3 separate regions of the Homo sapiens genome follow, and regions 2 and 3 are each linked to region 1. Evidence: chromatin loops called from intact Hi-C (ENCODE). Cell type or tissue: heart left ventricle. All regions are shown on one strand. Region 1 holds the start of FANCF (FA complementation group F). Region 2 holds the start of SLC17A6 (solute carrier family 17 member 6). Region 3 overlaps GAS2 (growth arrest specific 2).

Region 1 (8,000 bases):
TCTATGGAAAACAGTATGGAGACGTCTCAAAGAACTAAATGTAGAGCTACATTTGATCCAGCAATCCCACTACTGAGTATCTACCCCAAAGAAAAGAAGTCATTATATCAGAAAGACACTTGCATGTATATGTTTATCACAGCATAATTCACAATTGCAAAGATACGGAACCAACATAAGGGCCCATCAATTGAAAAGTGGATAAAAAAGTTATATATATATATACACACATGCATACATACATACACACACACACACACATACCATGGAATACTACTCAGCCATAAAAAGAATGAAATAATATATTTTGCAGCCACTTGGGTGGAACTGGAGGCCATTATTCTAAGTGAAGTAACTCAGGAATGGAAAACCTAACACTGCATGTTCTCACTTGGAAGTGGGAGCTAAGCTATGGGTATGCAAAGGCAGACAGAGTGGTATAATGGACACTGGAAACTTGGAAGCAGGGGAGGTGGGATGGGGTGAGGGATAAAAATCTACATGTTGGGTACAACGTACACTACTCAGTTAGAGGGTGAACTAAAATCTCAGGCTTCACCACACTGAAATTCATCCAAGTAACCAAAATCCACTTGTACCCTTAAAGCTATTGAAATAAAAAAAAAATTCTGTTAAAGCAATGAAAAGACGACAAGAAAGTTTTATGAGCTACAATATTTGAAAACTTCACCAAAGAACAGAAAAAAATCAAAATAAATAAATAAAAATAAAATCTGCTGAAATTTGGCCTTTTTCTTTCCCAATTTACTGTATCCCAGGAATTTGGGGATCAAAACCAAGAGGAGGGAGATTGTTCCTGGTATTCATGGCACACAGTACACACATTTGTGTTCTCATATATTTTACCTTATATTATTTCTCTCACTTGGATTTTCTTCTGTCCCATGATTGTTCAAACACTTTGAGGCCTAAATCAAGTATCAGTCCTCTGTAGTCTTCCCAGAACTCTCCTGTCAGTTTCTATCTAGTCTCTCATAGCAAAATTCTTAAAATTTTCAAAATATATAAAATCTGCTTTGCATTATAATTAAGTTTTTGTATCCCTCCCCACCCTGCCTCAAGAATATAGGTTGAAATGCTAGGCTTTTCTTTCTTTAGAGGGGGAAACTTCATAGACATTTTATTTAATGAAAATAGACTAATCTGAAATATGTAGGAGTTTATACGTTACTATGCTCAAGGAAGAATTTAAAATCAAGATTTAAACAGATAAGTAGAAAGGTATGAAGCTAAAGTTAATCTGCATAATTCTTGCCATACACTGTCATCCCCATTCTGAATCAAAGCTTTTTTGGATTTTTTCCACCTCCTTAAATAGGCCTGGTTCTTTCAACTCAGATACCTGCAAAAAAAATTAAGGATTCCTGTAGCCTTGAAGGCTCCTCTGAACACTCAGCTTTGAACTTTCAACTGAAAAGTTGGTTTCTTTTCCTTTTTTTTTCCATTTTCCTTTTTTTTTTTTTTTGAGATGGAGTCTTGCTGTGTCACCCAGGCAGGAGTGCAGTGGCCCGATCTCAGCTCACTGTAACCTTCACCTCCCGGGTTCAAGCTATTCTCCTGCCTTAACCTCCCGATTAGCTAGGATCACAGGTGTGCACCGCCATGCCCAGCTAATTTTTTTGTTTGTTTGTTTAGTAGAGACAGAGTTTTGCCATATTGGCCAGGCTGGTCTGGAACTCCTGACCCCAGGTAATCCACCCGCCTGGCCTCAGCCCCACAAAGTGCTGGGATTACAGGCATAAGCCACTGCCTCCGGCCTGAAAAGTCAGTAATTAAAGAGACCTTCCTATCCCCTAAGACTTGGTGACCCCACTCAATTTCATCCTACTATCACATTTGAGGTTATTCATTTAATGTCTCTCTTAAATGGTACAAGATGAACTTCTCCACTCATGCTAGGACTGCATTTATTTTACTACTAAATCTGTAGCACCTCATACTATGTATCATAATAGGTGTTAAATATAAGAATAAATAAATGAATTAGTGATGCCTGTACATTTGCTAAAGGCAGGCTGCACACTTGGTTCTAAGTTTGTAGTAGCCAAGAAAAAGAATTTTAAGATTCATAGTATCCTTAGGATAAAATAAAATAACGATTTCAGGACCAAGTAAGAGTTTGAGATAACTAATAAAAATCAAATAATAGCCGGGCGCGGTGGCACACGCCTCTAATCCCAGCACTTTGGGAGGCCGAGGCGGGAGGATCACTTGAGGTCAGAAGTTCGAGACCAGCCTGACCAATAAGGTGAAATCCCATCTCTACTAAAAATACAAAAATTGGCCGCGCCTGGGCGACAGAATGAGACTCCGTTTCAAAATAAATAAATAAATGCATAAATCTGAATTAACAGCATGCACATCACTGCTTTACTTTCTAAAAGGTGTAGGAATGCTTATTTTAATAAATGAAAAATGACTCTTCCCCTCTTTTAAATTTGTTTCTCTTCCCCTTTTTGTTAAAGTACAAAACAAAACACCTTCCCCCACTTTTCGAATAGTTTTGGCTGTGTCTTTAGGACTGGAAGGAAATTCAGCTCAAATGAATTACTATATTATGAACTTAAGTAAGAATTGTTGTGCATTTTGTACAGAATGCAACTCCTAGGAGTTGACAAATGTTTGTTAAGTGCATCAGTGAGCGACATAGGACCTTCTCCTCCCTACTCTCTTGTCACGGTTTTTATTTAATCAAACATTTATTATTGTTCGATGCTCTTAAATGCCATTTCCTTCAGCTGATTATTTGTATGACAGAAGAGTCAATTAAGCTATTTTGTCCTAAAAATTACGAAAACGAAATGTACAATTGTGAAGTAAAATTTTGTTCCTTTGCAAATTTTAATAAATTATTGAAGTTTATTTTTTGTTTCAAATAATCTGGGCTTCAGTTCTAATAATGGAAGGACAATGTGAAGGCCCAGAATTCAGCATAGCGCCTGGCATTAATAGGAGGTCAGTACATTTTTAGTACATGTTTCTCAAATAGATCTTAAAATTTCATTTAAGAGCGTTTCCTCACGTCACAGTATGTCTCTGGCGTTACTTAATTTTGAAAAACCTCAACACAGATTCTAGTTTTAGGCAAAGCTCAGAAAATTTCTACTTAAGGATATTTCCAAAGCGAAAGGAAGCGCGGAGACGTTCATGACTGGCATCATCTCGCACGTGGTTCCGGAAATTCTCGGTAGGATGCCCTACATCTGCTCTCCCTCCACTAAGAAGAACCTCTTTGTGTGGCGAAAGTAAAAGTATTAGGGCTTTTAAGTTGCCCAGAGTCAAGGAACACGGATAAAGACGCTGGGAGATTGACATGCATTTCGACCAATAGCATTGCAGAGAGGCGTATCATTTCGCGGATGTTCCAATCAGTACGCAGAGAGTCGCCGTCTCCAAGGTGAAAGCGGAAGTAGGGCCTTCGCGCACCTCATGGAATCCCTTCTGCAGCACCTGGATCGCTTTTCCGAGCTTCTGGCGGTCTCAAGCACTACCTACGTCAGCACCTGGGACCCCGCCACCGTGCGCCGGGCCTTGCAGTGGGCGCGCTACCTGCGCCACATCCATCGGCGCTTTGGTCGGCATGGCCCCATTCGCACGGCTCTGGAGCGGCGGCTGCACAACCAGTGGAGGCAAGAGGGCGGCTTTGGGCGGGGTCCAGTTCCGGGATTAGCGAACTTCCAGGCCCTCGGTCACTGTGACGTCCTGCTCTCTCTGCGCCTGCTGGAGAACCGGGCCCTCGGGGATGCAGCTCGTTACCACCTGGTGCAGCAACTCTTTCCCGGCCCGGGCGTCCGGGACGCCGATGAGGAGACACTCCAAGAGAGCCTGGCCCGCCTTGCCCGCCGGCGGTCTGCGGTGCACATGCTGCGCTTCAATGGCTATAGAGAGAACCCAAATCTCCAGGAGGACTCTCTGATGAAGACCCAGGCGGAGCTGCTGCTGGAGCGTCTGCAGGAGGTGGGGAAGGCCGAAGCGGAGCGTCCCGCCAGGTTTCTCAGCAGCCTGTGGGAGCGCTTGCCTCAGAACAACTTCCTGAAGGTGATAGCGGTGGCGCTGTTGCAGCCGCCTTTGTCTCGTCGGCCCCAAGAAGAGTTGGAACCCGGCATCCACAAATCACCTGGAGAGGGGAGCCAAGTGCTAGTCCACTGGCTTCTGGGGAATTCGGAAGTCTTTGCTGCCTTTTGTCGCGCCCTCCCAGCCGGGCTTTTGACTTTAGTGACTAGCCGCCACCCAGCGCTGTCTCCTGTCTATCTGGGTCTGCTAACAGACTGGGGTCAACGTTTGCACTATGACCTTCAGAAAGGCATTTGGGTTGGAACTGAGTCCCAAGATGTGCCCTGGGAGGAGTTGCACAATAGGTTTCAAAGCCTCTGTCAGGCCCCTCCACCTCTGAAAGATAAAGTTCTAACTGCCCTGGAGACCTGTAAAGCGCAGGATGGAGATTTTGAAGTACCTGGTCTTAGCATCTGGACAGACCTCTTATTAGCTCTTCGTAGTGGTGCATTTAGGAAAAGACAAGTTTTGGGTCTCAGCGCAGGCCTCAGTTCTGTATAGGCAATGCTGTGTTATTACTTGAATATAGAATATATAGTTTACAAAATGAAAATTACAATGTTCTCACCAAATATATGCCTTCGTGTGTCCAAAGTATAATTATTTTAGATGCTAATTTTGAATAGTTTATTAAACAGTTATAAATATGCAAAGTAGCTGGCATGTAGTGTCACGGATTTTCTGGATAGAGGAAGTGATTGGAAGTACTCCACTTAAAGCCATGGAATTAGCAATAGTTTGCTTTTTAATAGAAGGCCCATTTGTAAGAATGTTGAAAATATGTGTACCGTTTAAAGAAAAAGCAGCTTTAAAGTGACAAACAAAATACCCTTTTTCTTTTAGTATGGTTTATTTTTCTAGGTTTTCTGTCCCTCCCTCAGTAGTGAAGAGTTTTCTTTATTCCTGGCAGTGTCAGGAATATTGGTTTGAAAAGCTGTTGGCCTATCTGGAGTTTGGCCTTGTTAACCTAGTATTCTAACCAGTTAACCAGCCTTAGTATGCATTAAAATTGTATTGTTCAGAAAGTTTGTTTCTCATTTTCTGCAAATTCTTACTTTGAAAATGAATCACCACATAGTATGTCCCTTTAAAGCATTGACGCACAGACAAATGTTTAAAGCACAGTAAATACGAATATATGCCTTTGGATATTAAATTAATGCTTGATGATAAAAGAATCAAACTTTTTTTTTTTTGAGATGGAGTCTCGCTCTGTCACCCAGACTGGAGTGCAGTGGTGTGATCACTGCTCAGTGCAACCTCTGCCTCCCAGGATCAAGCAATTCTGACTCAGCCTCCCAAGTAGCTGGGATTACAGGCGCAGGCCACCATGCCCGGCTAATTTTTTGTATTTTTAGTAGAGACGGGGTTTCACCATGCTGGCCAGGCTGGTCTCAAACACCTGACCTTGTGATCCGTCCGCCTTGGCCTCCCAAAGTGCTGGGATTACAGGCGTGAGCCACCGCGCCTGGCCAAAACAACATTTTAAGTAGAAGATCCAGGTTTTAGTGCAGCTTCTGCCGTTAACTAGGTTAATAAATCACAACCTTGGGGCCACAGTTGCCTTATATGTAAATGAAGTGTTTAGAATAAAATAGTTAAATTTCCTTATTTTTCCCTTGGTGGCTGCCCTGTGGAAACAGTTTAGAATATTTGTTTTGTGTGTAGGAACCTAGTTGTGTTAGTTTACCTGGGTGTTCCACAGCTGATAGTGATTGCCTTGAATAAATTCAAGGGCAATTTATTCATTTTTACTAGGGAGATAGACCTTTACAGCAATCAAGATATTTTTGTCCATATCCAGGTTAGCTGGTAAGAGGATTTTTTTGGAGAAAAAAATGATATTTAGAAAGTTAATTTCTAATTCCGGAATGGAATAAAAACAATATGAGTAGTGTAATCTTGTAGAAAAAGAGTTGTATAATCTTGTAGAATTTCTCATTCTGTGGTACAACCCAGGGGTAAACTATTATTCCAGTAGTCAGTACACTTTTCTAGATAAATCTTGAGTGAAAACCAGCAATTTCTTTTTCCTTGTGGTCTGATTCCTTTTTCTAATCCATGAAGGCCATCTTGTAGATTACATTTATCATTAATGCAAGAATAAAGACAATTCCTCCTGTCAGTTGCGTGAATTTTTTTTAAGAAACAACCCAGTGAAGAGTTCTACCATAGCAAGGCCTAATGTTAGCTTTAGCTTTAGAAAATAACAGTTTGTGAACTTACTTCCCTATATTTGCAGCTGTATCTCACACTATGATTTACAATAAAATTGTAAAGATTGACAATAGACTTAAGAAATAACATTTTAAAATCTATTTTATACTTACCATTTATTATTCTGTTATTTTAGTCTCCATATGTTCATTACATACATAATCTTATTTAATCTTCACACCAAAACTGTATTCTTATGAATATACGCTAAAAGATTAAGTAAAATGCCCAAGGGTATAAACAAAAGCAACATGAAAGTGGAAGCCGTATCTGTCATTTATTTTATTTCCAGAAGCCTAGCACAGTGTCCAGCATATGGTAGATACTTGTAGTGTTTGAATAAATGAAACCAGCATTAGAGCTTTATATACTTTCTCTTAAGGACTTGAAAAGATTAGGAATCTACGCATACACTGAGAGAGAAAAAAGTGAGAGGAAGACTATAAAAATAGAATATTTGATAACTTCTTTATAAAATCTAGAGATATTTATTTTGTGTTTTTTCCCTATGTCCTATCAAATGAGGGAGCACTATTGAAATCTCCCATTGTAACATTGTTTCAGGAAATTTTATCAATTATCATCTTATGTATTTTGAGCAATTTTATGACATGCAAACAAATATAGAATCGTTATATCATCTTAATGAATTGAACCTTTTGTTTGTAGTGACTGCTTTTCTGCTTTAAAGTCTATTTTTTTCTATTATCATTGTCATATATTAACACTGTATGATTGGACTTTTTCCTGCTATCCTATTTTGTGCTTTCCACTTCCTTTGATTTCTCTATGTTTCACTTCTCAGTTCTTTAATTGACTAAATATTTGTTTGTCTTCTTATTTCATGATATTTTCCCCTCTACCAGTTAGGATGTTAATTCTATACCCATGCTTTTACTCTCAAAACTTACCATATTTAACTTAAAAATATCTAATATTAGTATCTTAACCCTCCTTCTTAATGATACTATGGACCTTAGGAAACTTTAACCCTGATCTCTTATCTATAAACTCTCAAGTTATTATCCAGTGTTTTGGTTTAACAATTTTGTTTCCCATGATTGTACCTCAAATTCCCTTGGAGAAGGTCTCTTGGTGGTAAACTCAGTTTTTATTTACTAAGATCGTTCCTTGTTGTTGTTGGAAGGTAGTTTTGCTGTGTTCCTGATTTCAGGTTAACATGTTAAAGATATTAACTCTTTTCTGGTTTTCATTGTTGATAAGAAAGCTATTCGTCTACTTGTGGTTATTTTGTAGAGTGATTTCTTCTTTCTGTTTATTTTAAGGTGGTCCCGATTTCAGTATCTATAGTCACTTCAGAATATCTAATTGTAAATTTCTGTTTTTCTTGCTTGTTTTATGTTGTGTTTCATTTATGTGTGGATATGTGTTTTTCTTCATTCTGAAAAATTTCCAGCCATTTTTCCCCAATATTTCCTTTCTTCCACTTTTTAAAAATCATTCCTGTCACTTTGATCGGGCCTATATTAGATCTTAGATCTTCTCACACTACTCATATCATGTAACCGCTCTGTCCCAGTTTCTATCTCCATATCATTCTATTTTGCTTTGGAAATTGCTGTTATATCCCAAGATCAATATTCCCCATCTTCATTTTAGCCTACCACCAGGTTTTAGCTGAAAATGGCCACCCAGATAGAGAGTAAATTTCCCAATTTCTCCTACAGTTACATGTGGCGATAATGCTA
Region 2 (8,000 bases), 290 kb after region 1:
TATATATAACTATATATAACATATATATATAACATATATATATAACATATATATATAACATATATATATAACATATATATATAACATATATATATATATAAACCATTACTCTTTGGAATTTCTTGGTTATTTTTTTAGATGGTTGTGTTTTATATTCATTTGTCTGCATCAAAGGAATTTAATTCGGGGTATCTATAAGCACCAAAAGAAACGCTGTTTGAGCAGGGGCTGGCCATTTCTTAACTGTAAAGAAGATAAATCCTGTGTAGTAAAGGACAAAAACTCTGCAGGCACCAAAGCAAAAATCAAACACACACACACACACACACACACACACACACACACACACCAGACAGGTTCATTTAGTGCAACATTCCTGCATTAATAAGCAGGTTTCCAGAGCACCCCCGCTCCAAGCAATGGGCAACAAAAAGACTTTCCGATCATATTACAATCTTTCTGAGCCACCAGGGTTTACGGAAACGGCCCTGCAGATTTTTTCATGCTGAGCCCCAGGTAAGCAAGTGTTCGCTTTGTCTTACCTGTAGATCTGGCCGAGTGATTTTCCAGCAAAATTCTTTAGCCCCTCTTTTCCTGGGGCCAAAATCCTTTGTTTTACGGATTCCATTCTTGCAAAGACTGTTGTCAGTTCTTGCCAGATTTAAATAGTGATTGCTAGGAAAGGCGAGGATTGCGCATATTGTCTTAATCTCTTAAAGTAGTTGCGGGCTTTTCCTTCTCAGCAGAATGGTAGTGGCTCGCCTCCAGCAAGAGTGAGAGTGAGAGAAGGGAGGGAGAGTGAGAATGAGAATACAACAGAATAGCTGCATGCAACCCACGGGTTTCCTAATAGGAGAGTTGGTAGACACAATCAGAAAGTCTCATTGGAAGGGGAGGATCCGGTGGCAAAGAGCGCAAGCAGTGCCACGGTATTTGGGTAGATGCGGTTGAGTCCTTTTCCTGGAAGTCGGTCAGCTGAAAAACAATGTAAATTCCCGGTTTTGAAGACTTATTGCTCTCAAATCTGATGGCTTTTAAACGGAGGGGCCGGAATATCACAGAAGCCTTGGGAACAGCAAAGTCAAAAGAATGGTACTTTTAAAAATGGTGTCTTTGCTGTAAGGAGCAGAGCATATTCAAAACTCATGGGAGCATCTCAGGTCTCAGGTGAGCAATGCTGCTATTAGTTTTTCCTCTCTGCCCATGATCTCCTCCCATCACGCCAGCGTAAGTCTGCTCTGCGGTAGAGTCAAATTAAGATGGAGAAGGCTTGCTGCTCTTTGAGGACGTGAGTAAATAAAAGATACACAGTTCTGATTTGGGCAGCCTCGGGGAAGATTTTTTTTTTCAGCGGCTGACAGCGCCCGTCTGGGCGGGTCTCGGTACAATGTTTCAGCACCACGGACAGAGTAAGTTTCAGGAATAGGGGACTCTTCTTTTGGCTAGCTAGGTTGCCAACTTTCTAGGGGAGCTGGGCGGATCGCCCTGACCAAGGACCATACGGGGGCTCTTCAGGAACGGATGCTATGGAAACCATTGGGAAGATGTCATCATCTCCAGAGTTTGCAGGGAGAATGGTGCATTTAGCTCTGCTAGGGAAGACAACTTTATTAAAAATTCACAAGTTACTTCTAGTTTGCTACGTTTTGTCCAGCACGCTGATGCCAGTATTGCAGGGAAGAAAGATTTCAACATATTTAACTTATGCTTGTGGTGTTCCAAGACACCTAGGCTCCCTTGAATATAAAATATGTGCACACAAAATACATAATTACATTGTTCATGTGTTTGTTTTAACTCCTGACAGGAAAAAGATGAAAGAAAGAAAGGGAGAGAATGAAGAATAGAGGAAAGGAGAGATAAAGAAAAAGAGGTGGGAGGTATGGAGAGAAGAAAAAAGAATAGCTATAAACTCAGTGAAGTTGATTAAATAAAATACAGTTAATTTAATATAAATTCCTTGGAATTTTAAGCATCTTTATTTAACTAATTTACAATACACTACTGAAATACCAATATACTGATGAAATATGTGGCTATACCTTGTGCTTGCCAACAAATTGTAATTGATAATTTAAAGATTTATTTTTAAAAAGATTTATTTTAATTTACATATATTCCATTCAAATCTTATTTTATTTTTCTTTGTATGTCCTTCTCCTAAAGCATAAATTTTGAAAGACATTCATGTAAGAGTTTTGGCTTTATATATACAGGTACAGCATCAATGAATTTATCTCATTAAGCAAGCAAGAAAACTGCTAGATTAATGTAAATTATTAATCTCTTTCACATGAATCACAAACTTCTTAAGTACAATTCAGGCCAATGCTTACAGAACAGACTGGCCTTGAACCACATTTTCAAGGTCAAAACCTTGGATGTCACATAAGCCAACAGAGGGAGTCAATTTTACTTAGGATCCTGAGACAAAATCTCAAAAATATGGATCTAAATTGAGAATCAAATAAGAATATTACCTGAATAGTTCAAATGATATAATGGCTATGTATTCACTGAATGGATAGCTGGAAAAAAATGTCAAAGTAGCTAAAACCATCTGCCATTATTAAGTTTGATAGTTGTCAAATTATTTCCATTGTGAAATATAATAAAGAAAAGGATAATGAAGACATTTTTATCTTTTTTGATAAATTTGTGTTAAAATATGTATCTTCAATAAAACAGTGAATTTAATTTTTCTCTAAAACCATGGGATGCCTCAGAATACTATCTATTTCTCAAGATCAAGTATAAGGAGACAAAAAAAAAACCCTCATTAAACTATTTCCTTGCAAAAAAAAAAAGAAAAGAAAAAGATTAAAAGATTCAAGCTATTCAGGACTTGACTTATCTAGGTGTTTTCAAAATATCTGTATTTTTCAAATCTTTAATAACTAAGTTCATTAAATTATATTTATTTAGAGATATTAATGATTTTGGAATTCTGGGAAGTTATACAAAAAAATAGAATTTACAACAAATATTTGTGAAGCTGGGGTGATGATATGTAAATGATTTTCCTAAGCACTCCAGCTTAAGTTGCACCACAAATGACTAGAGATCTATCTAAACCATCAGTAAACATGATAGCTAAGTCTCCAATACACAAATATGAGGGGACACTAAGCAATATAAATCCAACACAAAAGCATTGTTTTTAAACAGTTATATTCACCTTTATTGAAATGAATGTCATCCTCCTCTCTCTTCCACTCTCTTGATAATAGGGTGAGCAACTGAATCAGAATAACTGGTAATATTGATTTACTCATTCTAAAAATATTCATTGAGTGTCAAGAATAATACTAGATCTGGGAATTCTCCCTGAAATATCTCACAAGCTACTTGGGAGATAGACACAAAAATACAATTTCAAACAATTATGGGTGAAATTACACAAGTTAAATAACCCAGCCCGGGAGTGAAAATGTCCAGAATATATTTCAAGAGACAATGTTTTCTTGTCTGTCTTAATAGTTAAAAGAAATGTAGTTCTATAAAGATGATGGCAGCCCAGTGGAGTTTGGCAGGGTGGAGTGGTGGTATTTGGATAGCACCCTAGCCAGAAGGGGTGTATTTAATGGTATTTTCATAAACAATGAAAAATGTTATGTGTGGAAAATTACAAGAAACGTTACTAGACCACCTGCGACTGAAGAATGTCATTTAGGCTGGCTTTAAACCCATAGCTGCTCCCAGTGTAAGAAACATATATTCAGACACCATTTGCTAACCCAACAGATTTTCTTCATGAGTGGACACAAATTGCAAACGCTGAACGTGTACTTTTGCAGCCCTAAATTCATCAGATTTATCTTTATGCAAAGAAACACTAGTAGTTATATGTAAGATATTAATTTAAGCATATCAGAAAAGGCTTCCTTTCTCTTGACACCCTCCTTTATCCCCAATAACTTACATCCAATTATAACAAGTCCTGAATTGCATTATTAGACCACTTTTCTTCTAGGGGAAGAATTGTCCCTCTTGTCAAGAACTGTTAACAATAAAAGGAGAAGTTTTCACTGAATATAACTAATATAATATGTGTGCAATATTACAATTTATGAGTAGCTTTTATTTACATGATAAACGTATTTATTCCTTATAATTATTCCTTAAACTAAAATAGTTGTATTCCCATGTTATTGAGGAGGAAAGTGAGATTTAGTAATTACCTGAAGTCATGTAACTGGTGATGAGAAAACAGCTCAGGTTAGAGGAGTTTCTCACAGTTTAAGGTCTTGTTAAAATACAGATTCTGATTCAATAGGTCTAGAGTGGTGCCCAAGATTCAACCACTGTAACACGTTTCTACAACTGCTTGCCTAAGGATCACATTTTGAACATCAACATCTCGGAGTATGAAATGTGAAATCAGTTTACCTGAGTTTGGGTCCTGGTTCCACTGATTATCATCTCTGCAATTTTGTATCAATCATCGAACACTAATAAGCCAGTTTGCTTACTGGCACAAATGAAGGCTTGTATCGTGTGGTTTCTATTATCCTTTCTGCTTGTAAAATTTTATGCCTTTTCATGACTTTAGATGAAAAGTCTTTAGATGTAAAAAGATGTAAAACTTATTTTCTTTTGTTTCTCCCATCCTAAGTTTTTTTTATTATATTTGAGTTAAATGATTAATAATAAACTGAAAAAATACTAATATGTAGAAATGTGCTTTCTGAAAGTTCTTTTTACATATTTAAAGAAGAGTTACCTTATTTGTTGTTTCACTATATGTATACACTGAGTTTTATAAGCAATTGTTTAAATAATTGTATCCATACTATTTTTCAAGATGTACATAAGGTATTAGCCAACAGCAATGTAATAGGTTTCTATTTGTTTATATCCCTGTGGGAGGAAATACTTTTGAGTAATCATTTAAATGTCTTGCAAATGTTGCCCTCTGGTGGAAGGATATGTTAATATTTTAGAGACAATTGTGGTCCTTAATTATGCAATTACACCTACTGTTTTCTCTCTCTTTCTTCTTTCTTTCTCTTTCTTTCTTTCTTTCTTTCTTTCTTTCTTTCTTTCTTTCTCTCTTTCTTTCTTCTTTCTTCTTTTGGATATTTGTTAAATTAAATCTACATCTGAAACTATAAAGTCTTTTTTGTGGGCAACACATTTGCAGTTGTCTTAGTACTAAATGTATTTAGAAATAAGTTGATTGAGAATCCCCCAGTTAACCAAAAAACTAGTACTAAAGGAAACTTCACTGTATTAAGATTTAGTAATGGTGTGGTAATCACATAGGTAAAAATGATATACAATAGAATAAATTGTGATAATTTTATAAATATTTTGAAATAGTAACATAAATTTGATGTTTTGCTCCCTATTACCAAAAATACAAACATGTTTTAAAGGCATTCTATTTAAGATCATTCAAAAACTATTTCTGTGGTATTTTTAAGGCAAACTGATTTTTAAGAAATACCTCAAGTACATACCTCAAGGTGGTGGTGTGCATCTGTAGTCCCAGTTACTAGGAAGGCAGAAGTGGGAGGATTGCTGGAACCCAGAAGTTTGAAGTGCATCTGGGAAATATACCCAGACCCCACCTCAAAAAGAGAAAAACGAACCTTAAGGTGACTGTTTCTGAGGCTATTTTGAATGCAACATCTTCAGTTTATTATTTCAAAAAATATTCACTCAATAGGTATTTTTATCTACTGTTGGCTAGGCCCTTTTCTGGGATATAGTAAATAAATGGACTCAATACAGTTTTATAGCTTTTTATATTATATGTAGAGAGTGGACATTCCTAAAGACAAAACTGCTTTGAAAAGCTTTTTTACAGTATGGCTTTATTTGACTTTGAATTCCTAAGTAAATGTTCAGCCTAATAATTACACACTTCTTTCAGTTCGAAGCTATACAAATAAGCCCTAGAATTCATCTGTGACTTTTTTCTTACCAAGGGTTTTTAAGCAGACAATTTTTAGTTCAGCTTTATTTGATTTTACTTTGCAGTGTTAGCCTCAGAGACAATTTCTAAGAAATTATCATTATATAATTTCCTTAGAGCTGGAAAGAGAAGAAATAATTCAGTTTGTCTTAAAAACGACAATCTGTGCACATAGCCCAATACTTTACACTGCTATATTTAGTGGCCTGGTGTAAGACGTCTTTTGACTTCTCTGTGAACTGTCTGATTAAAAAACTGGAAGCAGGAAGTATTAAATAAGCCTATATTGTTACCTCAAACATATATTTTAATTACCAAAAACACATGTATGTAGTCATATATGCAATGTTTCCTTTTCTCTGTGCATCTACTCTGTATTTATAATTTACAATGAGAAAAGTGTATACATCTTATTCTACCCTTTTATTTCTGCATTAATGGGAGAAAATAGCCTTAATTCACTACAGGCCATTGTGCCTTGGGAAAATTAAGATTTTAAAGTGAATGGAGAACAAATGCTGCTCCTCTAATGCCAGAAAAATATTTCTAACTTTGAATTCCACACTATACACGTAGAGCAACATGATAAATTACAGAAAGACTTTGAAAGCATCAGTGTCTTCAACTCTAAAAAAAATTCTTAAAGTAAAAGTTTTAATTGTATACAGAAAGTTTGAGAAAAATCTAAGAATAGAAAAGAACTGCAAATCTGTAAAGGAAGTAAAATAAATATACACTTCAGTATGAAGGAGATCAAGGCAGAGACCACCAGGACGTACGGTGTTTTACAGATAAATAAATAAATTGAATGACATGACAAAACATACCTAATTGAAATGTCTATCTAGGTCCCATAGGGATCCTATTTTGCCTTTACCATCCTAGATTACTGATTCTCTTCCTTTGGCTGCCATACATTTTGTTGTCACAAATGGTAAAATACCATCTTCTTTGAAGGAAGGCTTCTAATATTATTGAAATTTCCCACTTGGCTATTAGCATCTAGGAAGTTTCTGTTTAATTTCACACTATTTTCTAAGTTACTTACTCTACTAGAGGCAGAGGGTGGGATGGTTTCTACTTCTATAACATTTAGGGTAAAATTTTCCAAAGCAAAAAATCTAAATACATAGTTTTGGAATAGAACAGAACATAAAAGATCCAGAATATTTCACCGCTGTAAGCACAAGCTAATTATAATTTTGAAGAGGTAAAAAAATATATACAATAGTAGTCACTATTAATATTTCCTAACTGCTGCCCGCTAGTGGTAAAAACGAAAAATATTTATTTGAGTTAAAAGGCAGACCTACAACATTGACTTAAATCATTTGAAAATCAGTGGGTAAACATGCTTCCCATGATATTAACATTGTATGTGGCCTTTTTTCCTAGTACAAAGAAGAAAAGGTTGCTGATAAATCACTGAAAAAGCGTGCCACCACTTATTCTTTTGTGCCTGCTTGTGGACTTATAATAATGGTAAAGACACCATTATACTGTGGTGAGAAGCATACTGGGCAGATCTTATTGCATAGCATGAAGAGTGTTTGTTCACTCATTGCAGCTCTTTTGATATTGAGTGCTAATTCATTCAATTCGTTCCTTATGGAGAAACAGAGTCAGAGGTCTGATCAAACGACACTAAGTCCTGCTAACTAGACTGACTTTTCAAATTTTTCAGCCAATGACATTTTTCTGTTAATATTTCAGCCAGTTTGAGTTAAGATATCTACTGCTTGCAAATGCGAACATCTTGATATATCATCCTTTAGATATTTGATAGATGGATAAATGAATGGAAGAAGGATGGATAAACAGAATCAAAGTTTAGAATACAAAGTTAAAACACTGGAAAGAGGAAAGAATCATGTAAGAGTAATTCTAAACCAAAGTATTAGAAAGAAAGAATAGGCCCAGACAAAAGAAAGCCTTGAATTTTAGGGTTAAATTAAATTTTTATTTAACATTTCTAAGTTATGACTATGTGCCCGGTCTTTGTTGAGTACCAGAGAAACAGAGATAAGTAAGTCACAGATCTTGCTCTCAGAGAACTCAGATTTTTAACTAAGAATGTAAA
Region 3 (8,000 bases), 160 kb before region 1:
ATGTTGTTTATCTAATTAGGGCCCAGCTGGCATACTAGAACTACTTTCTATTTGTTTAGTCCACCTCTCTCAAATGATATGTGTTTTCTTATGACAAACTATGGCACAAATCTTCAGCTATGTGGATCCCTCAGCCACTTCCTTTTCTTTCTCCAGTAACCCACTGTGTGCAATGATATGTTCCTGCTTGCACAAATATCTTTAGTATTTCAGAATCTTACCTGCATATCCATATCACTTCATGTCAGTGAGAAACTATGAGTTTTCTGATAAACACCTTCCTGTGCCTTTTGTATTTTAAGCTAAAAAATGATGTTAAAGGAACACCAATATTCACTCCTCATTGATAAGTCTAACTTATATTTCCTAATTGTTTTCAATTCAGCTCAGCCTCCAGTGATGTGCTTGTTTGTAGAAGGGCCTCATATACAGAACCATTCCTAAGTTGCCAACACTTTGGTTTCATGAAGTCATCGCCTTATCTATAGTATATGTGTAGGGAGGCAAAGCTGGCAATAGTGTAACTCATTCTGATTCTGTTCATTCCTTCATTTGTCTTAAAAGCCCTCTTTTCTTGGTTCCAATATCTTTTAAGTTCACCCATATCTCTTTTCTGCCACTTTGTGATTCATTCTCCCTAGTATCTAGCCAGTTTATTATAGTGAGATCAGAAAAAGAAAATTAATTAATGTTAAAGTCACATTAGTGGCCTCCAGATTTTAAGATCTTTCCTCTTTCTTTTCCTGTATATTATGATTAACACATACACTTTAATGGAAATGGATATTCCATCTTTGGCCCATTAACTTCTAAAAGTAGTTGCGAAAAGCATGTCTGTCAGATCTTGAAGACCTCAGCACTGAGACCTGCAAACTGAGATGTGCTATCCATCTACACCATGGACCTGGTGGTAATCTCTGATGTCTGATGTCAGCACCTAAAAGGCTTGCCTCTCCCTTTATATTTTATTTTTGTCTATTTCTCCATTTAGAGACACCCCCATCCCCTCTACACCTTTTCTAGATCTTTAACTCAGTTTCACAAGAAATTCCATTATCCAGTCACTCAGTATCTTCACCATAAATTCATTCTCAAATCTCAAATTTACCATTTTTTTCTTCTCTGTCTATCCATTACCCAAACAGGTCTTCAGGAAGGGGATTTAATCTTGCCTAATCTATTCTTTTTCATTTTGAGTATTTGATCTCTGATAGCAGCTATTTTTGCTAGAATTTCTTCACCTTTGTGGTTTTGTTATCTATGCTCTCAGTGTTATTTTTATTTCTCCTCTGATGTCCATTTATATAGCTGTTTTATTTCCCAATTATCTTTGACACTCTGAAGCAAAAAACAGGTCTTCTCTGCATATGCTACATTTCAAATTTCTTATTACAATGCAATTTTAATAATCTATATTATCTATCTATATTTAATAATATATCTTTGTTAAGCTTATTCTAATAAAGGATGCTAAGAAAACATACTGAAAGCTGGGTGTGGTGGCTCACGCCTGTAATCCCAGCACTTTGGGAGGCCAAGATGGGCGGATCACTTGAGGGCAGGACTTCGAGACCAGCCTGGCCAACATGGTGAAACCCTGTCTCTACCAAAAATAACCTGGTGACTGAGCGAGACTCTGTCAAAAAAAAAAAAAAAAAAATAGAGAAGAAGAAAACATTGAGGATACTTTCAGCCGAGTCTTTGAGGGCAATAGGTTTTGTGAAAGTGTCCTCATTGGAGGAAATGATATGAGCATCAAAGAAAAGTAGGACATTGTTGGATGAAAAAGTATAAAAATGCTTTCCATCTGAGGGAAATCAGGTGCAGAGGGACAGAAATGTAAAGCAGCATGGCTCTGTACACAGCACTGAGTAGTTCACTATTTTTTTTATTATACTTTAAGTTTTAGGGTACATGTGCACAACGTGCAGGTTTGTTATACACAAATGCGAGAGGGATAGGAGAGGCCCGTCTGAACGCTATTGCAGTGGTCCAGGCTAAAGAGGGTTGACTGCACCAGGGGTGGTGTGGATGTTAGAATCCTTCTCTCAGTGTTCCAATTACCTCACTCTCATCCAATTTCCCACCAGATTTTTGCTCTCTTTTTTCCGGGATGCACTGCTGATTCACAGATGGAGATCATGCCATTGGCTGTAACATGTGTTAGGTAGGTAGAGTAGGTAGGGGTACACATAACCCATTTAACAGAGGAGAAAAGGGAGACAGAAGGAAAATGTGCTTACCAAATATGTTGTCTCTTTCTAATGACTTCCAGAACAGACCCGGAGAGCCATGTTTATGTATCATACCATGTTAGAAAAATAAACATACTTTCTCATAGCTAATGTGTTATAAGGAACCATTTACTTGTTTTATAACTCGGTCAGCATTCTGAAGTAAAATATATATCCGTATATCTCTCTATATAGAGAGATATATATTTCTTTTCTGCTAGTTTCAAAGACTACATTAAAAATACATATCATGGCCGGGCGCGGTGGCTCACGCCTCTAATCCCGGGACTTTGGGAGGCCAAGGCGGGCGGATCATGAGGTCAGGAGATCGCGACCATTCTGGTTAACGCGGTGAAACCCCGTCTCTACTAAAAAAAATACAAAAAAACTAGCCGGGTATGGTGGCGGGCGCCTGTAGTCCCAGCTACTCGGGAGGCTGAGGCAGGAGAATGGCGTGAACCCGGTAGGTGGAGCTTGCAGTGAGCCGAGATCACGCCACTGCACTTCAGCCTGGGCGACAGAGCAAGACTCTGCCTCAAAAAAAAAAAAAAAAAAAAAAGAATATATATATATATATATATATATATATATCTCATATGAGATACACACACATACACACACACACATATATATGTACATATATATGTGTATATGTGTATGTATGCCTATGTGTGTGTGTGTGTTTGTGTGTGTGTGTGTGTGTGTGTGTGTGTATATATATATATATATATATATGAAATCTAGGCATACTGCCCCAGGAAATTGAACTTTTTCTACTTCAGCCAATTAACTACTGACTAGCAATTGATTCCCAAAAGTATCTCCATCAAATTAGTGTCAATCCTGATAACAATGACATGGCATAGGATCTTGTACTTCTTCTCTATTACAGTAATGATCAAGATAATTATATATATAATTATATTTGAATTCTTTTCCCACTACATTGATCTACTTTGGGAAATTATAGGTAAATCATCAGTATTTCCCTAGTGATTGCCACAATTCCTGGCACATAGAGGGATTTAAAATATCTATTAAATGATAATTAATAATTACTGAGTAATTACCTAATTGGTAGACACTGTGATATGGACTTTAAATGCAATATCTCATTTAATTTTTATACTTATTTTGTGAAGGAAATACAATAATTATCTCCAGTTTATGGTTGAAGAAAATGGAATTTTAGATTTTAGTATTAATAGAGATAGTAAATTATTTAATCACAAAATTTAGTAAGTGGCAGAATTGAGATTCAAACTTATACTACTGACTATTATACGATGTTGTCTCTCTCAAATATATAAATGAGGGAATAAGTAATTAAATAGCTTGAATTTGCTGGCAATTCATGAAGCATCACATAAGCTCTGTCCCCAATTAGTACAAACCCTAGATTAATTAAAAATATAAAAATCACTTTTGATCTGTAATTACTATAGTGTGCTTTTTCTATCAGTGGTTCTCAACCCATGAGACATTTGACAATTTCTGCAGACCTTTTTGGTTCTCACAAGTAGGGGCAGGGATACAAGTGCTTACACTGGCATCTAATGGGTAAAGGCCAGCAACCCAGTGAAATCTCCTACAATACACAGGATAGCCCCAGGCCCCAAACAAGGAATCATCTCATTCAAAATATCAAGAGCCTGAGTTTGAAAAATCCTATTCTATATCATATGATTGTTCATATGAAGAAGTCAAATCATACTGAAACTTTTCCTGTCAAAGGAAGAAAAACATATTTTCTTCATATTCTAAATCTCAGTGATAATTTCTTGTTTCTCATGTCTCTTGGCCTCTCCTTTTGGTGTCACTTTTACTACCATGAGCTTAATTAACATGCAAGACTCACAATATAACATTTTACTATAACATAATAACAGTGCAAATAGAGCAGACGTAGTGCTACATTCCTTTTACTTGCAGAGCAGCATATCTTGCTTAAATACAAACTTAAGGAAACGCACACCATTTCATGTTGCAGAGGCACTCCGACACCTTTCAAAAAGATGAGCTACATGACAAGCAAGAAGCCAATAAACCATTCCACTTAAGCCAGCAGCTATTCAAAATTACATACTTTAAAAAGAAATGCGAACCAATAAACTAACACAAACATATCTCAACCATATTTAAGATCTCTTTCAAAAGAACTAACAAGATACCAAGCTGTTTTCCAACCCTGAATACCTGACATTGAAAGAAACTCCTAGCAAAATAGTAGTTATTGAATCTAAGCACTAGGTGGCAGCAGCACATTAAATGCGTGGGTTTGTCCCCGAATAAAAATGCAGTGCTGCATTGTTTAAATTCTATCAGAACTAAAGAAGCAAACGTGTTTTTCCCCCAACGCTTCTCACCAGTGACTCCAATGTATTTTACTGGGCTAAAAACTATTTAGCTGATCTTTTTTCTTTTTCTTTTTTCTTTTTTTTTCGGAATAAATCTACTTGTCACTCCAGCACATATGTTTCTCTGTGTGAAAGTAACAAATATTTAATGTGTATGTGTGTATGTATACACACATACACACAACAATTATGTATACATAACTATGTATATGTACATGCACTGCATATATCGCATATAATTGTATGTTATGCACATTAAATTGATAATAAATACTGAATAATAGGAACAACATTACTTTCTACTGAGCACTTTATCTCATTTAATGCTTCTAGTAACCTTATGAAGAAAAATATTTGCTTTCTCCCTTTGCAGTTTAATTGCCAAGGATCAGAGAGATTGAGCAACCTGTCCAGGGTCACACAGCATAAATAGCTACAGAGCCTGGATTTACGTCATACATTTCAGAAAACTCCAAGTCTGGGAGCTTTTTGAGAGCAGGAATCTTGTTTCATTAGTATCTATTCTCTCTCACCAAATATAGACAAATGCTCAAAAATGTATTATATCAGTTTTAAGAACAATTGTGTATTTTCATGGTGGTGAAGAAAAAGAATTCATGTGGGGAAATGAAAGTGATTATTGGGATGCATGTTAAGATGTGGATTATCAGGCCTCACTTCAGACAAATGAAATCAGAATTTCTTATGGAGGTAGTTTTCTAGAAGTTATCCATGTGATTCTAATATGCATTGTTCAGAATCTATAGGGTAGTGACTATGAGAATGAGATTTTAAGAAGTAGTAGAAGCCTTTCTCACTTCTTTCTGAAAAGTCCTCAAAAATAAAACTGAAAATACCTAACAGTGTGATATTTAGCACTGAAGGAGATACAAGTTTGCACTCACCAACACTGACAATGTCCTACCCATTTGCATCTACTTTTGTGGTCAATTTTGTAACTTCATTGTCAGAGACAGGTATCTATTTTTGTCTATTTCCACACAAGGCCAACATTCATAGAAGTAAACGGTAGATACAATTACAATCATTTCTGTACTACATTGCCGATTATCTTCTAGAAATTCAGCAAATTGTTCAAGACACGTCTTGAGATATGACTTATTACTAATACTATCCTATATTACTATTACTGAAAACCAGTCCTTGCATAGTGGACAGTGATAAGTTCTTTCTGCATGAATAAGTGGATAAACGCTTATCTATCCATACATAAGTAGATTAATGGACATAGGAGGACTTGTTAGGTAATGAGATATGCAGCTGATCTTATTGGTTAATCTTCAAAAACCCACTTCAAGACATTCTCAGTAATTTTTACCAGTATTTCTATCTGGCCAATTGTTTTCAAAAATAATAAAGATTGATGGTGACAGCTCGGATGAAGTTCATTTTCACAATTTTTTTTTATCCAACTCATGTAAATGTAAATCTATTTTCAAAAATAAAAGCCTGGTAAGCTTTGTGATTGTTTTAACAGAACTAAGGGACATAATTAAGAACATTTTAAGCTATTCTGAGGTGGATACCGCAGAAGCAGAATCTGTTTGTGGACAGATAGAACAATAAAAGGGTAGTTCTCTGCTTGGTTTGCTTTGGATTTTAACCAAAACTCCCCTTAGAAAACTAAGTCCTTTAGAAGGATTTATCCAAGAAGTATGCCTTGAATTTATTATATCCTTTCATGTTCAGAAACTGTTTCAGATAACTACATATTACTCACAGTCCATAGCATCATGAAGGTAATTTCTGAATGTGCCAATATGTTGACATCTTCCAGAATTATAATGCCAGTTCCCCGAAAAAAGTACAGCTATCTATGTTTACAGTTTTTGTCCTATACTCCCTTATAGACTTATAATCCTGAAGAGAGCGACAAGGAAGAGGACACTAGAAAACAATCTTTTCAACGAAAGTAGCATATATCTAGGACTTTGAATGGCAAGCAGCTTAGAGCAAAAAACCAAGTGCTGAAGATATAGTTTAAAAAAAAGGTAGAAACATGCTTAGCAAAGAGTCCCCCACAAAACTTGTAATCTGCATAAATTGTCAAGGCACAGCTGTGGAGGTGACAAGGGCATTTCCTGATTCCCAAGACATCAGCAAAGTCCTTTAATCAACACATACATTATTCTGTTCTGTATGTAATATTGTTCTTGAATATTAAGCAGCCAGTGATTCAGTACCATCTGGCACTTCCTGGTTAAGCACAGCTCTGATACAGTAAGAATGTGTCAAGAGTCCAGGAAAGCAGTTTCCAATGAGGACAATGCAACAGAGTGAATCAGACAGGCTAGGTAGGAGTGGGAGAAAAGACACACTCTTCCTTCACCCAGGATGAATGGAAAAAAGAGGAGGTGGTAGGGCATCAAATGCTTTGTGCCACTGACCTTCTTTTTCCATGCGGACTATAAAGATGCACTTTCTGAGTGCTATGGGGGGATTTTTGTTTTTGTTTTTTATCCCTCAGTAATGATGCAAAGTGTGGGAGAGTACATCGGGCTTAGATGACAAAACATCCACGACTCACACAGACCAAGCAAGCTGTTCTTGGCATTCAGAATCTCTACATTTGGAATATGTCTAGTGTGATGGAGGAACACTGGAATTTTTGCTATCCCTTTTCCTCTTTTTGTCCTCTAAGACTGAAGGTGTCCTTGCAATTTAACCACAGGATTGCCTGTGTCAGGTTTACTGGAACCTTCTGTAGCCATGCCAGAAGACGCAAAGTGGTCTTCAAATGAATCTAAACCATGACCTCAGATCTTATAGTTAAAAGCAACAATGAGTTGGGGAAACCAGGTAGAAAGAGAGACAGGAGAAATGTCTCAGAAATGAAAGTGAATGCCTCTACATAGGAATAGAAGAGGGAAGATACACAGAGGATTTAGGCTACTTATGAGAACATATTTGTAGGACTGGGTTTGATTCTGAGGCTCATATTGGAGGAACGACATAGTCATCTTGGAGCATATACAATAAATGTGCATAGGATGGTAAAAAACCTATGAAACCTTGCTTGTGGGGAAAGGCTGAGTGAGCAGCTACCATTTACATTGTGAGCAATGACTATTATATGCCAGGCTCTTAACGTATAATCACCTGGAAGGCAGTTATTTCTATATCCATTCTACAGATAATGAAATTTAGAGTCACAGAAGATTCATGCCTTGCCAACCAATACTATGTGTAGCAGACCTGGGGAGGTTGGTATATGGTAAGGAATATGAACTATCTGACCTAGAAAGTACCTTGAACTTTAGTTAACTTTACTAGTAACTTACTATCATCAATCCAAAGCTTTCCTTCTCATAGTTGAAGACACAGAACCCTTAAATGATATCATTACTTTCCCAAGATAGTTTATAACAGAAAATACAAACACAGAATC

Evidence for each region. A loop is a pair of places that touch in the nucleus more often than their neighbours do. Peaks named below come from ENCODE experiments on the same cell type or tissue, not always from the same donor. Only the 100,000 strongest peaks of a DNase experiment are listed, where the experiment ranks them.
Region 2: a loop joins it to region 1, with 4 times the contacts of the local background. A loop is called at or near these places in 6 of 110 quality-filtered maps.
Region 3: a loop joins it to region 1, with 2.3 times the contacts of the local background. A loop is called at or near these places in 16 of 110 quality-filtered maps.

Annotation. Positions count from the first base shown.
Region 1 is chr11:22,621,261-22,629,260 of GRCh38, reverse strand. FANCF (FA complementation group F) reads left to right here and starts at 3,438. Exons shown (of 1, transcript NM_022725.4): 1 at 3,438-6,728. The coding sequence starts at 3,451. The coding sequence ends at 4,575. It also overlaps a transcript of GAS2 not described here. RefSeq lists enhancers at 3,459-3,648, 2,975-3,874, 3,739-3,948, 4,329-4,378, 4,389-4,548. In heart left ventricle, a CTCF peak has its summit at 4,066; a DNase peak (open chromatin) is centred at 3,620; H3K4me3 peaks cover 2,543 bases; H3K27ac peaks cover 1,682 bases.
Region 2 is chr11:22,331,162-22,339,161 of GRCh38, reverse strand. SLC17A6 (solute carrier family 17 member 6) reads right to left here and starts at 781. Exons shown (of 12, transcript NM_020346.3): 1 at 543-781. The coding sequence starts at 628. SLC17A6-DT (SLC17A6 divergent transcript) reads left to right here and starts at 940. Exons shown (of 4, transcript NR_186351.1): 1 at 940-1,167. In heart left ventricle, a CTCF peak has its summit at 4,923 (motif pointing left); no DNase peak of the experiment used is centred here; H3K27me3 peaks cover 2,478 bases.
Region 3 is chr11:22,784,251-22,792,250 of GRCh38, reverse strand. The region is part of intron 7 of GAS2 (growth arrest specific 2); the gene reads right to left. Among named protein-coding and RNA genes, the nearest start is that of LINC02718, 41 kb to the left of the region's middle. RefSeq lists an enhancer at 1-156 and a silencer at 4,354-4,648. In heart left ventricle, a CTCF peak has its summit at 4,486 (motif pointing right); no DNase peak of the experiment used is centred here.